Regions from separate parts of the Homo sapiens genome. Here region 2 is linked to region 1. Evidence: chromatin loops called from intact Hi-C (ENCODE). Cell type or tissue: heart left ventricle. All regions are shown on one strand. Region 1 overlaps RFTN2 (raftlin family member 2). Region 2 overlaps ANKRD44 (ankyrin repeat domain 44).

Region 1 (5,000 bases):
CATTTACTTTTGAGTTGCAAATGTTAAGCCACGACAATTAATTAATGTGTAAGATGAAGCAAAAGTTAACATAAAATACAAATTAACAATTCTATTTCTTCTAGTCTAATGAATTTTGGAACTATAAATGAAAGCTTTATTATTATTATTATTATTATTATTATTATACTTCAAGTTTTAGGGCACATGTGCACAATGTGCAGGTTTGTTACATATGTATACATGTGCCATGTTGGTGTACTGCACCCATTAACTCGTCATTTAGCATTAGGTATATCTCCTAATGCTATCCCTGCCCCCTCCCTCCACCCCACAACTGTCCCCAGAGTGTGATGTTCCCCTTCCTGTGTCCATGTGTTCTCGTTGTTCAATTCCCACCTGTGAGTGAGAACATGCGGTGTTTGGTTTTTTGTCCTTGCAATAGTTTGCTAAGAATGATGATTTCCAGTTTCATCCATGTCCCTACAAAGAACATGAACTCATCATTTTTTATGGCTGCATAGTATTCCATGATGTATATGTGCCACATTTTCTTAATCCAGTCTATCATTGTTGGACATTTGGGTTGGTTCCAAGTCTTTGCTATTGTGAATAGTCCCACAATAAACATACGTGTGCATGTGTCTTTATAGCAGCATGATTTATAATCCTTTGGGTATATACCCAGTAATGGGATTGCTGAGTCAAATAGTATTTCTAGTTCCAGATCCCTGAGGAATCGCCACACTGACTTCCACAATGGCTGAACTAGTTTACAGTCCCACCAACAGTGTAAAAGTGTTCCTATTTCTCCACATCCTCTCCAGCACCTGTTGTTTCCTGACTTTTTAATGATTGCCATTCTAACTGGTGTGAGATGGTATCTCATTGTGGTTTTGATTTGCATTTCTCTGATGGCCAGTGATGATGAGCATTTTTTCATGTGTTTTTTGGCTGCATAAATGTCTTCTTTTGAGAAGTGTCTGTTCATATCCTTCGCCCACTTTTTGATGGGGTTGTTTGTTTTTTTCTTGTAAATTTGTTTGAGTTCATTGTAGATTCTGGATATTAGTCCTTTGTCAGATGAGTAGGTTGCGAAAATTTTCTCCCATTTTGTAGGTTGCCTGTTCACTCTGATGGTAGTTTCTTTTGCTGTGCAGAAGCTGTTTAGTTTAATTAGATCCCAAATGAAAGCTTTTTATGAGAGTGTATTTCACAAGTGACTGAGCAGTTACAGATAAACCCACTCTTTTGAAACTGGCTTAGTTGTATTGAAACTGATACAGATTCATGCATTTATTTTAACAAGAATGTTCTTTCTGTTCAACTCAAATATTTCTTGAGTGCCTAATATGTGCAAGACAGTATTTTACCCACTCTAGGGGCAGACATACAGGAACTCATACTCTGCTTTGAGAAACAAACCAGTTCATGACAGGTCCTGCCATGAAGGTCTAGAGCATGTATTCTCAACGGGAGTGATATGTCCCCAAGATGATGAAAATTGGTTATTGAGAGTGTGAGGGGGTGAAAAAAGTCTCAGCTATTACAATGGTTTGTGGCCCTCCAAAAGGCCACACAGTATATACACAGATATACAGCATATCTTTGGTATTAAAATTTAATGGGGAGATATTAGGGGGAAAATATCTGAATATTGCTCCTCAGGGAAGCAATAATGAAAAAAGAGTTGACTATAAGGCAGGTGAATATGGTAGAGGAATCAATAAAGGAGGAGGGCAGGTCTGTGAAGCTCATGATGTCTGAGGGGGCACCGTGATGAAAGAATAGTGCTTCCAAAAGCAGTTTTAGAAAGGAAAAGTATTCCTTGTGGCAGATAGGGCTAACTTGGAATAGTAAATGATTTTCCTCTAAGATACCAGCACTAATCTGTTGGTAGTGGCTGCCTGGAACGCTGCAATAAGGATTCTGAGACTAGAACCAGCTCAGCAAAAAAAATGTGGCATTCAATTAGTGATGTCTACTATGTGCATGGGAGCGGACGTTGCAGTATGAATACCACAGATTATTTGCTTTCTCTGGCAACCTTAAGCAAAGCAATGTCAGAAAAGTGCAGGATATATTTAAAGAAGAGTGAATTCAGGTGAATGAATTCCTAAAAACTTCTCATTTAAAACCCAACAAATTCGGCCAGGCGCGGTGGCTCACGCCTGTAATCTCAGCACTTTGGGAGGCCAAGGCGGGCGGATCATGAGGTCAGGAGATCGAGATCATCCTGGCTAACACAGTGAAACCCCGTCTCTACTAAAAATACAAAAAATTAGCCGGGCGTGGTGGCGGGCGCCTGTAGTCCCAGCTACTTGGGAGGCTGAGGCAAGAGAATGGCGTGAACCCGGGAGGCGGAGCTGGCAGTGAGCCGAGATTGCGTGCACTCTAGCCTGGGAAGACAGAGCCAGACTCCGTCTCAAAAAAAAAAACCCAACAAATTCAAGACTGATTTTTCCAAAAGAATAAATGTAAAGGGGGAGGGAGCTTTTTTATCATGTATAAATCTACAACTATTCTTCTACATGTCACCCTTAAATATACTATTTTAAAACAATTTTTGTGATATAAAACACTCATATAGAAAGTGCATAAAACACACGCTGGGTGTGGTGGCTGACATCTATAATCCCAGCACTTTGGGAGGCCCAGATGGGTCACCTGAGGTCAGGAGTTCAAGACCAGCCTGGCCAACATGGCAAAACCCTGTCTGTACTAAAAATACAAAAATTAGCCGGGCATGGTGTCACATGCCTGTGGTCACACCTACTTGGGAGGCTGAGGCATGAGAATCGCTTGAGCCCAGGAGGCAGAGGTTGCAGTAAGCCAAGATTGCACCACTGCACTCCAGCCTGGGCAACAGAGTGAGGCTCTGTCTCAAAATAAATAAATAAATAAATAAATAAATAAATAAATAGAATGTGCATAAAACACAAATGTGCATAATTATGCACAAAGACCTGTGTCATCACAGCTGGCCAAAAAAATAGAATATCACCCACACCCTAGAAGCACCTCATGTGTCTCCCCATCACATTCACTTCCTCCACACAGAGATAACATTATCCCCACTTTTAGGATAGTCATATCCTTGCTTGCCTAATAGTTTTACCACTTATGTATGAATCCCTAAACAATACAGTTTAGTTTTGCCTGTTTTTTAACTTTATATGAATGGAATCATATCATATATATTCTTTTATGTGTTGCTGCTTTCACTTAACATTGTAAGTTTTACCTATGCCGTGTGCAGCAGTTTATTTATTCATTCTACTATGTATGTGTCCATTCAGCTGCTGGTGGTTTGCTGTCTCCAGTTGTTGGCTATGACAAACAATGCTGTTCTGAGTATGAGCAGAGATCTTGGTGCACACATGTGTGAGTTTCTAGAAGCAGAATTGCTGGGTCATAGGGCACTTCTTTAGCTTTGTTAGATAAATACCAGATTCTTTTCAAATAGATTGTTTCCATGTACACTCCTACTAGCAGAGTGTCAGAGTCACCATTGTCTCAACACAAAATATTATCATACTTTTAAATTTTGCCATTTTGATCGAGAGTATGTAGTGTGATCTCAGTGTGACTTTCATTTGTAGTTTCCTAATTACTTGCTGAGATTGAGCACATTTACATATGTTTATTGGCCACTTGGATTTTTCTTTCATAAAGTACCTGTCTTTTTGCCCACATTTAAAATTCTATGTTTTTTTGTTTTTTGTTTTTGCTTTTTTGAGACAGAGTCTCACTCTGTAGCCCAGACTGGAGTGCAGGGGCATGATCTTGGCTCACTGCAACCTCCACCTCCCGGGTTCAAGCGATTCTTCTGCCTCAGTCTCCCAAGTAGCTGGGATTACAGGCACCCACCACCATGCCTGGCTAATTTTGTTTTTCTTTGTAGTTTTTTTAGTAGAGACGGAGTTTCACCATGTTAGCCAGGCTGGTCTCGAACTCCTGACCTCCAGAGATCCGCCTGCCTCACCTCCCAAAGTGCTGGGATTACAGGCGTGAGCCACCACACCCGGCCTAAAGTTCTATTCATAAGGCCAGGCACAGTGGCTCACACCTGTAATCTCAGCCCTTTGGGAGACTAAGCTGGGAGGATAGCTTGGGCCCAGGAATTCAAGACCAGCCTGGGCAACATAGCAAGACCCCCATCTCTATACAAAATTTAAATTTAAATTTAAAAAATCTCTACCTATAACTTACTTAAATATAACAGATAAAGAGTCCTTTATTTGTTATGCATGCTGCAATTATCTTCACTAATTCTGTGGCTTGTCTTTTTACTCTATGATGTCTTTAATTAACAAAAGGTTTTAATTTTAAAATCGACAAATGTACCTATCTTTACCCTTTTTAGTATATTGTTTAAGAAATCTCTCCCTTCATTGAAGTTAGTGTAGAAAGGAAAGAGTGAATTATTTTAAAATATGAGACTTTTTTTATTATTATACTTTAAGTTTTAGGGTACATGTGCACAACGTGCATGTATACATGTGCCATGTTAGTGTGCTGCACCCATTAACTCATCATTTAGCATTAGGTATATCTCCTAATGCTATCTCTCCCCACTCCCTGCACCCCACAACAGTCCCCACTGTGTGATGTTCCCGTTCCTATGTCCATGTGTTCTTATTGTTCAATTCCCACCTATGAGTGAGAACATGCTATGTTTGGTTTTTTGTCCTTGTGATAGTTTGCTGAGAATGATGGTTTCCAGCTTCATCCATGTCCCTACAAAGAACATGAACTCATCATTTTTTATGGTTGCATAGTATTCCATGGCATATATGTGCCACATTTTCTTAATCCAGTCTATCATTTTTGGACATTTGGGTTGGTTCCAAGTCTTTGCTATTGTGAATAGTGCCGCGATAAACATACGTGTGCATGTGTCTTTATAGCAGCATGATTTATAATCCTTTGGGTATATACCCAGTAATGGGATGACTGGGTCAAATGGTGGTGGCGCACACCTGTAGTCCCAGCTACTCAGGAGGCTAAGGCAGGAGGAT
Region 2 (5,000 bases), 330 kb after region 1:
GAAATAGTTACATTTTTGCTCATAAATCAGTTTGTATTTAAGAAATATTCAGCTGAATAGTTTTAGTTATATATTAGTACTCTTATATATAACCCTAGAAATAAGGGCAAAAAAGTCTTTTCTTGTTTATCACTAAGAATATGACAACTATAAATATAGAGCAATACAGGTGTGTTATAGAGATGTCTCATTAATCATGAATGTCATTTCTGTAAGAGTCATCATTTTTAGAGATGGTGTAAAAAACTCTTAGCAAAGTTCTTTTTTTAATTTTCCTTTTTTTTTTTTTTTTTTTGAGACCAAGTTTCGCTCTTTTTGCTCATGCTGGAGTGCGGTGGCATGATTTCAGCCCCCTGCAACTTCTACCTCCCAGGTTCAAGTGATTCTCCTGCTTCAGCCTCCCAAGTAGCTGGGATTACAGGTGCGTGCCACCATGCCTGGCTAATTTTTTATTTTTACTAGAGACAGGGTTTCACCATGTTGGCCAGGCTGGTCTCGAACTCCTGACCTCAGGTGATTTGCCCACCTTGGCCTCCCAAAGTGCTGGGATTACAGGCGTGAGCCACTGCGCCCGGCTAGTAAAGTTCTGAACAAAATACATTACATCCTTCCCTCAATTTATAGGGTAATCAAATTCCTAGAGAATTTAGTGTATTTAAAACTAAACAATATTTTATGAAATGCATAGTTAAGATCTAGACTTAGATAATTATATAAACTCTTTCCCCCTCTTTTATGAAAATCATGTGGGATGTGGGCCAATCCACCATGAAAAGAAATTTTCTAGAGCACTGTAGGACTGTAGCGTTCCTGCTCCCACCCCCCATATGCCAGCAGAGCCCTGTAATCATTGTAACGACCAAAAGCCCCCAACCCGGTTCCAAAGCCTGTAGGGGCAGTGCTACCCCGCTGAGAACCACTGCTGTGGACATAGAAAGTGCAATAGCCCTAAATGATCATCAGTACAGAGCCCTTGTGGTCCCAGCAGGTTGCCCACCCCCCCAACATGGTGCTCTGTACATATTTGTTAAATAAGTAAATGAATGAACTACCAGTCTTTGAATACTTGAAGTAAATGGCATGGATCCCCCCTTCTAAAATTTTATGAGTGCGTGTTGTATTTTTTTTTTTTTTTTTTTTTTGAAGAGACTGGGTCACCTGGGCACAGTGGCTTATGCCTGTAATCGCAGCACTTTGGGAGGCTGAAGTGGGAGGATCTCTTGAGCCCAGGAGTTCAAGACCAGCCTGGGCAACATAGTGAGACCTTGTCTCAACAAAAAATCCACATATTAGTTGGGTGTAGTGGCATGTGCCTGTAGTCTCAGATACTTAGGAGGCTGAGGTGGGAGGACTGCTTGAGCCCGCGAGGTTGAGGCTGCAATGAGCTGTGATTACACCACTACCACTGCACTCCAGCCTGGGTGACAGAGCGAGAGTCTGTCTCCAAAAAAAAAAGAGAAAAGAGACAAAGTCCCAGTCTGTCACCCAGGCTGGAGTGTCATGGTACAATCACAGCTCACTGTAGCCTCAAAATTCAAAATGTCAGATTCAAGCAGTCCTCCTACCACAGCCTCCCAAGTAGCTGGGACTACAGGTGCATGCCACCACACCTGGCTAATTTTTGTTTTTGTTTTTTTTTCATAGAGATGGGGTTTCTCTATATTGCCCAGGCTGATCCTGAACTCCTGGCCTTAAGCAATCCTCACACCTTGGCCTCCCAAAGTGCTAGGATTACAAGGTGTAAGCCACCATGCCAGACTGAGTGTGATTTTTTTTCTAAACCAGAATTGGCCTCTGTTCTTTGTCCCATTAAAGAAACCCTAAAGTACTTAAAACTGAAAAAGGGCTTTGGTGCAGGTTGGGTTCTCTAGAAGAAGATGCTAAGATGGAATCTGGGGTGTGAGATGCTCGTTAGGGACCAACATGTAGGAAGGGAAGGACGCAGGACTGGGCCGAGGGAAAAGTTGAAAAGGCCTCAGCACACCTGGCAGGAAGCCCTGGAGTGAGTGAGTGCAGTCACCGTGTCCTGCTTTGGGCCATCGTGGGCCTTTATATCCTTACCTCTCAGTTACAGGCAGGTTGTCACAGGAATGGTGTGATCTCAGGTGAGGTGGCTCTCTGCAGCAGGGGCAGACCCTGAAGGAGCTGGCAGCTGGAGGCCATGTGCTGACCACACTCTGCACAGCTGGGCGGCAAGCCTTTATCTGAAGAGAGGTCATTTCAGTCTGCCATAGGCTTTCATAGAGACCCTCACTGTGCCTCAGAGCAACCCTAAGAGGTGGGTATAGTTATCATTCCCATTTTATAGATGAGGAAACTGAGGCTGAGAGAATTTTCACTAACTTCCCTGATTTAATTACCTAACTAGTTAGTGTCTCAGTGAGAACAGGAACATGACTTCTAAGTGCCAGGTCCCCTTAGTGATGTCCACATGGACTTGACAGTTCTCATTCATTCATTCAGTCATTTGGTTGGTTGGTGTGAAGTGACATACTCCATGCTGCAGTGGGGCAACTGAGCTGCTCAAAAGCCTGTCTGATTCATATATATATATATATATATATATATATATATATATATATATATATATTTTTTTTTTTTTTTTTTTTTGTGGTTGGTTGACTAGCTTACAGGTAGATTAGCATGATGAGGTGGAAACATCTGAATCCTTTTATTCACAGCTTTTATCACTGGATCAGCTTAAGGAATTAATTTTTAAAATCCTTGACATGCCTGAGAGCTGCTTGTTTTGTGATAAGATTTTCCTTATAGGTTGTTCCTAGCATAGACAAGGACATTTGATTTAGGGCCTTAGGCCTTCAAGGTATCACTTCCCAGGCTCCAGCCAACTGGTGTTTGTGGGTGAACCAGCCAGCTGGCAGCTGCCTCGGGAATCTGATATGTACTCCAGGAAGCCCAGGCCGCAGGTGCTGGCCTGGCTCCTAGGCCCTGCGCCCTCTTCCTCTCTTTTTCCTGGGCAGCTTCAGCTTAGGCTCTCAGTGGCCTATTGAAAAAGGGTTCAAACCATTTCTAGATCCCCCACTGGGAAGTGCTATCTTTAATCAAAGGCAAAGCATTTTGGCGACTGTGTGTTAGAATAATTTTGGCTTTTTAGCACATCAAATGGGAATGACTGTTTTTGCCAATCTGCTATGTGAAAATGGATATTTCCCAGACACCTTTTTAATATGCTCATTGACCTTTTGCATCTTTCTTTTCTTTGAATTGCTTATTCATTTAATTTGATGTTAAAAAAATCGGGTTAACTATCCTCTTCTGACCAGTTTGTAGGAGCTTGTTGTCTATCAGAATCCATGGCTTCTTAAATGTCCTGACAAATTTCTCCTCATCTTTCTTCAGTCTCTTTCACTCTGCGACTTCTTTCCTTCAGTCCCAGAGGATGCAGGCCTGGTGAATACTGAGGAATTAGGAACCTTGGGCCTCGGGCCTTTGAGCTTTTCAATGGCCCCAAAATATGTCTGAAATTAGAAAAAAAAGTTTGTATTGGCTTCTTTGAATACTGAAAGAAAATAGCAAAATCTAAGTTAATGTGTATTTAATCAATCAAATACCTATAAGACCTAACTTGATGTCAACTAATCATTTATAAGTCAACTTAATATATAGTTATTTATAACCCAAATTAAAGTTAGTTTATTTTTTGTGTGGGAGGAGGGTGTCTTAGTCTGCTTTGGTGCTTCCAACAGAATACCGTGGACTGGGTGGCCCATAAACAACAGGAATTTATTTCTCACAGTTCTGGAGGCTGCTGTCAAGGCGCTGACCAGATTTGGTGTCTGGTGAGGGTCCAATTCCTGGTTCATAGATGTCTGTCTTCCTGCTGCGTCCTCACATGATGGAAGGGGTGAGGGAGCTCTCTGGGTCTATTTCATAATGGCAGCAATTCCACTTTAAGGGCTCCACTCTCCAAACAAAACAAAACAAACTTTTTAGTCTTGGCTTACCCCATTGTATTAGTCCATTTGGGCTGCTAAAACAAAATATCAACTGGGTGGCTTATAAACGATAGAAATTGGCCAGGCGCATTGGCTCACGCCTGTAATCCCAGCACTTTGGGAGGCCAAGGCGGGCGGATCACAAGGTCAGGAGTTCAAGACCAGCCTGACCAACATGGTGAAACCCTATCTCTACTAAAAGTACAAAAATTAGCTGGGCGTGGTGGCACGTGCCTGTAGTCCCAGCTACTTAGGAGGCTGAGGCAGGAAATTGCTTGAACCCGGGAGGCGGAGGTTGCAGTGAGCTGAGATCGTGTCACTGCACTCCAGCCTGGGTGACAGAGTGAGACTCCATCTCAAAAAACAAAAACAAAAACAAAATACCAAACAAACAAATAAAACAATAGAAATTTATTTCTCCCAGTTCAGGAGGCTAGGAATTCCCAGATCGGGGTGCCAGCCTAGTAAGGTTCTGATAAGGGTGCTCTTCTAGTTGCAGGCTGCAGACTTCTTGTTGTGATCTCGATCTCACATGATGGAAGGAGCTAGCCAGCTCTCTGCAGTTTCTTTTATAAGGGTCGTAATCTCTAATTCCCTCCCAAAGGCTCCAACTTCTAATACTATCACTTTGGCGATATAATTTCAACATATGAATTTTGTTGGGGACAAACATTCAGGCAATAGCAGCCCTCTAAGACAGTTTTAAAACCTTGGGCTGGGCGTGCTGGCTCATGCCTGTAATCCCAGCACTTTGGGAGGCCAAGGCAGGCAGATCGCTTGAGCCCAGGAGTTCATGACCAGCCTGGGCAACATGGTGAAACTCCATCTCTACAAAAAATTTAAAAAATGGTGGTATGCACCTGTAGTCTCAGCTACTAGGGAGGTTGAGGTAGAAGGATCACTTGAGCCCAGGAGGTTGAGGCTGCACTCCAGCCTGGGCAACAGAGCGAGACCCTGTCTCAAAAACAAAGCAACCAACAAACAACAAAAAAACCTGATTTGCAATGCATTAGTGGATTGTGAATTTAATGGGCTATGGCTACA

Evidence for each region. A loop is a pair of places that touch in the nucleus more often than their neighbours do. Peaks named below come from ENCODE experiments on the same cell type or tissue, not always from the same donor. Only the 100,000 strongest peaks of a DNase experiment are listed, where the experiment ranks them.
Region 2: it touches region 1 in a loop (4-fold over the local background); 1 of 110 quality-filtered maps calls a loop at or near these places.

The regions. Positions count from the first base shown.
Region 1 is chr2:197,602,643-197,607,642 of GRCh38, reverse strand. All of the region lies in intron 7 of RFTN2 (raftlin family member 2), which reads left to right. Among named protein-coding and RNA genes, the nearest start is that of RFTN2, 70 kb to the left of the region's middle. RefSeq lists an enhancer at 1,070-1,219. In heart left ventricle, no CTCF peak of the experiment used is centred here; no DNase peak of the experiment used is centred here.
Region 2 is chr2:197,271,571-197,276,570 of GRCh38, reverse strand. All of the region lies in intron 1 of ANKRD44 (ankyrin repeat domain 44), which reads left to right. The region is part of intron 5 of ANKRD44-IT1 (ANKRD44 intronic transcript 1); the gene reads left to right. Among named protein-coding and RNA genes, the nearest start is that of ANKRD44-IT1, 28 kb to the left of the region's middle. RefSeq lists an enhancer at 2,025-2,164. In heart left ventricle, no CTCF peak of the experiment used is centred here; a DNase peak (open chromatin) is centred at 2,882.